Linked DNA regions of Homo sapiens: region 2 is linked to region 1. A link is a loop called in an ENCODE intact Hi-C map of the cell type or tissue named here. Cell type or tissue: PC-9. All regions are shown on one strand. Links, peaks and the distances in the headings refer to the core of each region. The heading gives the core; the rest is flanking DNA.

Region 1 (2,927 bases), core at 228-2,727:
AAGAGAAGGGGAGAAAGGAAGTGAACAGAGATGTCAGGTTACTTAGGAACATCCAGTGGATGGGAAAATTCGTTGCTGATGAAGACTTTTCCATTCACTTTGAGTAGCATTTGGAAGCTATTTTAGGTTTGAAAAGAAGATATGATAGAAAATTATGGTTTGAGAAAGTAAATGTTATTGCTCTGTGTGAGTGACCTTGACTGAAGAATAGTGAGGAGATTGGTGGCCAAGTTGTAATGGGCAGTTGCTGTGGACCTGATTTCTACCCTTGAGCTGTCATATGGAGAAGGTTGATAGCACAAACCTTTAACTGAAAGTTAAATTCAGCCTGTCCACCTGGAGTAGGTACTGCTAAATAAGTGGGGAGCATTCACTTAGTAAAAGGTAGCTATATTAGTCCATTTTCACACTGCTATAAAGAAATGCCTGAGACTGGGTAGTTTATAAAGGAAACAGGTTTAATTGACTCACGGTTCCGCATACCTGAGGAGACCTCAGGAAACTTACATTCATGGTGGAAAGCAAAGGGGAAGCAGGCACCAAGGTGGCAGGAGGGAGAAGTGAGAGCACAGGAAAAAGCTGCCAGTGAGAACTCACTCATTATCACGAGAACAGCATAGGGGGAACTGCCCCATGATCCAGTCACTTCCCTCCCTTGACACGTGGGGATTATAATTTGAGATGAGATTTGGCTGGGGACACAGAGCCAGACCATATCAGTAGCTCTTTTAGTTGCAACATTAATAAACGTGGATATGTGACTAAATTATTTGCAGGGATAGTAGTCTAGATTTATTTTATTTATTTAGTTTTTTGAGACGGAGTCTTGCTCTGTTGCCAGGCTGGAGTGCAGTGGCACTATCTTGGCTCACTGCAACCTTTGCCTCCTGGGTTCAAGCGATTCCCTTGCCTCAGCCTCCTGAGTAGCTGGGACCACAGGTGTGTGCCACCATGCCTGGCTAATTTTTTATATTTTAGTAGAGACAGGGTTTCACCATGTTGGCCAGCATGGTCTCGATCTCCTGACCTCATGATCTGCCTGCCTCGGCCTCCCAAAGTGCTGGGATTATAGCTGTGAGCCACCGTGGCCGACCTAGATTTATTTTTTTAAAGGATTAATTGTCTTCCTTTATTGGACTTTCCTTATGCATTTAAGACATTTGATATATCAGATTTTCCCAAATCTTGCTATTGTTGTGACGACTAAAGAATTTTTCTTGATAGAACTTTCAGCTTCAGCAAGAGCCAAACTTGAATATAAGCTTTTTGCTTTAAGAAAATTCAAATTTTAATTTTATTAAAGACTTTAATGAGAGGAAATTATTTTTAGAATTTAAACTTTATTATAAAATAATAACGGCTTTTAAAATATTTTCTTCCTGCCATATTTTGGTATAAGGTAGTCATGCTTCTCATCATTGCTTTTTCTGCATCTTCTTGAGATTTGTTGCATATGTTGCATTAAGGGACCCTGGATACATTGATTATATACGGTGTGCTTGTAATTAGTTCGTACAGAGTCTCCTAGATTTTGGAGACATCCAAAGATCACTAAAAAAAGATTTTTTAGTATAAATATGTAGGCATGGTTCTATACACTTTCTGCATTTTGATCAATTTATCTGTCTCCCCCAGTGAACTGTATGCTTCTTGAAAACAGTACTGTGTCTTAATCATCTTGATTCCACAATGCCTAGATGGGGCCTTTTGCATAGCAGACATTTTGCTAATGTTAGTGGAATGAAGTAATTCTCTCTGAAAAGATGAATCATAAATGCACTACTCATGAGCCAGGGAATTTCCTGAGTCTTTTCTTAAAACCCAGGTGAATTCTTGTGGAAATATGACTGTTTCTAACCACAGTCATACATTTCCAGGGTATAAAGCTGGTACCATTATGAGACATTTATATGTGTATTATACAATAAGGTAAGGTCTGTCAAGTGACCACACCACAATGCTTGGTGGCCAGTAGGCACACAATAGATGCTAGCCTTTGTTTCCTTTTTCTGATTCTCCTAGGTTTTATGTCAGAGTCACTATAAGAATTACTAAGGATAGGGGAAATTGCCTTTCTGTTTGGACAAATATTCATAGCAGTTAAAGATTCTGTTTTGACATGCCCAGATTTAGAATTCTGCAGGAAAACAGAAGTCAGAGCAGCTGGCAGGCTGAACTGGTACACAATATAACCCAGACAGTAGACCTGCCCAGTGTCACAGTATTTTCTGGGCTGGCTGTTTTAGTCACAAGGTACTTGAGAATTTTATTCACATACACAAACACACACACACACACACACACACACACACACACACACGGTCTTTGATTTAGTGGTTTAGACTAGCTGTGTTTTCAGAAGTTACTTCTTTGTCAAAGACGATAGCCTTTATACTCTTTAATTTGATTTTATGCCCTTTTAAGCTACCTTATTTAGAAGGAGCAGAGTGTATAAAAGCTGTTCCTGGCAAAGGGCCACAGCAGCCTAATAAACAAATCTGACAGGAGCCCAGTTTGTTACTAAGCCAAGAATAAGGCTTCTCTCTGTTCTGACCAGTGAGATTCCTGAAACTTAACTATTTTTTCTTGATTTTTGATATTAATTATATTTGATTGTCATATTACTGTGTTTAGTGTGTCAAAATACAGTCTTGAAAATGATAAGTATTATCTCTGAATCCTTTTTTTTTTCCATTCAAGATAAGCTGTCATTGGAAGGAATAGTGGTACAAAGAGCTGAATGCCGACCAGCTGCCAGTGAAAACTACATGCGATTAAAAAGGTTGGTGTTTTGTAACTCCAGAATGATACCTGATATTTCCCTTTGGGGATTGAGATACGTGTGTTATATCGCCTATTGACTGCATTAAAACTGTGGTTATTGTTGAGTGTTTGCTTCAAAAGCTGTTTGGTTTTAAAAGCAAGTA
Region 2 (2,927 bases), core at 333-2,832, 47 kb after region 1:
TAAATGATTATAAGCCTTGCTATACTTAATATAAAACAAAATATCCTAAGATAGCTACTTAAATATACATGTACTAGTCAGCTATTGTTTTATAATATACTATACATGGTGGCATATATTTTCAAAAGCAGTGTTTTGAGTTATATTTTATTTTCTGAGACATGGTCTCTCTCTGTTGCCCAGGCTGGAGTGCAGTGGCACAGTCACAGCTCACTGTGGCCTCGACCTCCCAGGCTCAAGTGATCCTACCACCTCAGCCTCCTGAGTAACTAGGACTACAGGCACTGTGCCTGGCTAATTTTTTTTTTTCTTAATTTTTTGTAGAGACAGGATCAGTTTAGATGGTGTCCTGCAGTAGTTCTAGAGCAGTGCTGTCTAATAGAGGTTTCTGTGATGATAGAAATGTTCTCTCTCTGTGCTGTTCAGTAAACCTTGAGTGTTGATGTATTCTCTTTTTATTTACCTTTATCTTTTATCAGCTGAGTAGACATTTTGAATTAATAACTTGATTGATTTTAGACCATGTAATTTAAGATGATTTATTTTTACATGAAGATTTTTTCCCCCAGAAATTTAAGGCTGATTAGCTTCTTGGTTTTAGTGGTTAAGATTTGCCTATATAATAAGCGGGTGAAAAGTACATTGTGGCATTATAATGAGTTAGTTTGTATATTTAGCTTGTGTACTGGTTTCTGCATTATAGTCACGTATATTCAGTGCATTTTTAAAGTATTAAAGCTAGTGTATCCTCTGAGGTTACCTTTTTATATATTAGTTTTCATTGAATAAGAATTATAGAAATAATAACTCTTCATATTTCACTCTGCTAAACAAGAGTGTTAATAATGCCTTATATTTTTTTTCAGATTGCAAATAGAAGAGTCTTCCAAACCAGTGAGGCTATCACAACAGCTGGACAAAGTTGTAACAACCAATTACAAACCTGTTGCTAATCATCAATACAATGTAAGTCTTCTGCTTGTCTCTTTTCATTCTTTTATATCTTCATTCTTTTCTGTATCATAGAGTCTTAGGTTTCCAAAGAACCTGAGAATTTACACACCTTGCCATCAGGTGCTTGAATTACAGTACCTGATCTGGACTTAGTAAGGAATATGACAATTTGCTAAAAGTACAGAAAAGATGTTCACTCTACATTGCAAGTTATATCATGGCAAAAAGAAGGCAACCACTGTTTAAAGTACCCTTGATAAATTTTTACAAAGAAGTAAAACACTTCAATTCTCAATGTTGCAATGTTGCTGATGTTTTAAATTACAATGTACTAACTAAATATTAGTTTTACTATTTTTAAAAATTATTCTATACCTTTGTGATGAACCATAAGAAAGTTTTTAATGTGTTAAAAAATTTTAAAGGTCATGGAACAGCAGTAATTTTTCTCATTGATTATTAAGATCACTTTGCCTGATTTCAGCTTTCACAGGCATTTTAATGGTCTCATACTACCATGCAAAGTGAGGACCATCTGTACAGTAGTACTCCCTTGTCCACAATTTTAAAACTTTATGCAGTTTCAGTGACCCACAGTCAACTACAGTCAAAAATATTGAATGGAAAATTCCAGATGTAAACAATTCATAAGTTGTAAGTTGTGCAACCTTCTGAGTAGTATGATGAAACCTAGCACCATCTTGCTCCATCCCATCCATGATGTGAGTCATTCCTTTGTCCAGTATATCCACATTGTATATGCTACCCACCCATTAGTCACTTAGTAGCCCTCTTGGTTAACAGATCTATTGACACATGATAAAAAGAAAGAAGAGGCTGGGCGCGGTGGCTCACGCCTGTAATCCCAGCACTTTGGGAGGCCGAGGCAGGCGGTTCACAAGGTCAGGAGATCGAGACCATCCTGGCTAACACAGTGAACCCCGTCTCTACTAAAAATACAAAAATTAGTCGGGCATGGCGGTGTGTGCCTGTAGTCCCAGCTGCTGGGGAGGCTGAGGCAGGAGAATGGGAGGCGGAGCTTGCAGTGAGCCGAGATCACGCCACTGCACTGCAGCCTGAGTGACAGAGTGACAGAGCGAGACTCCGTCTCAAAAAAAAAAAAAAAAAGAAAGAAGAAGAGTGAGTACAGAACACCAAGATATTTTGAGAGAGTGAGAGAGAGAGAGACCACATTCACAGACTGTTATTACAGTATATTGTTAGGGTTATTCTATTTTATTATGGGTTATTTTTGTTAATCTCTTACTGTGCCTAATTTATAAATTGAACTTTATCAGAGATATGTATGTATAGGAAAAACCATAATATATAGAGTTTGGTACTATCCACAATTTCAGGCACCAAGTGGGGCAGGGAGGTGTCTTGCAACATATCTCCTGCCAATAAGGGGAAAGTATTGTATATTTATATTTCAAGACTTTTTTATTGTTGTGTATCTTATATGTACTATATGTATTATACAATATACACATTTATTGCATACATATTATGTATACTTTGTGCCAGGTATTGGTCTGAGTGCTTCGTAAGTAATGACACTTAATCTTCATACCAACCCTATGAAGAAACTACAACAGATAAGGTAACAGGCAGAGAGACTGGCTTACCTGAGGTGGTGCAGCCAGTAATTTATCAGTCCAGGTGTTGAACTTAGGCAGTCTAGCTTAGGAGCCATACTGTTAACCACTGTGTATGTTGCCGCTGGTGATTAGCAGTTGCTAAAAGGGCTAAGGGTTTTGGGTTTTGAAATATCTGTAATGTAATAAGTGTGATGGTTTCCTGAAAATAAAATACCTAAGTTAAGTCAAATAGCAATTAACAGTTGGAATTTTGTATCCCACTTTGTTGTTTAAGATTACCTTTGATACTGAGTTTAGGAAGAAAATTTTCTTTAAGACTAGCCTTGGCAGAGTGCGGTGGCTCACGCCTGTAATCCCAGCACTTTGGGAGGC

What was found. Hi-C counts contacts between places; a loop is a spot of excess contacts. Peaks named below come from ENCODE experiments on the same cell type or tissue, not always from the same donor. Only the 100,000 strongest peaks of a DNase experiment are listed, where the experiment ranks them.
Region 2: a loop joins it to region 1, with 1.8 times the contacts of the local background. A loop is called at or near these places in 4 of 110 quality-filtered maps.

The regions. Positions count from the first base shown.
Region 1 is chr13:45,204,724-45,207,650 of GRCh38, forward strand. It overlaps GTF2F2 (general transcription factor IIF subunit 2), which reads left to right. Exons shown (of 8, transcript NM_004128.3): 5 at 2,701-2,782. Among named protein-coding and RNA genes, the nearest start is that of KCTD4, 5.1 kb to the left of the region's middle. In PC-9, for the core only: no CTCF peak of the experiment used is centred there; a DNase peak (open chromatin) is centred at 1,778; H3K27ac peaks cover 2,500 bases.
Region 2 is chr13:45,252,005-45,254,931 of GRCh38, forward strand. GTF2F2 (general transcription factor IIF subunit 2) reads left to right here. Exons shown (of 8, transcript NM_004128.3): 6 at 867-966. Among named protein-coding and RNA genes, the nearest start is that of KCTD4, 52 kb to the left of the region's middle. In PC-9, for the core only: no CTCF peak of the experiment used is centred there; a DNase peak (open chromatin) is centred at 1,697; H3K27ac peaks cover 2,393 bases.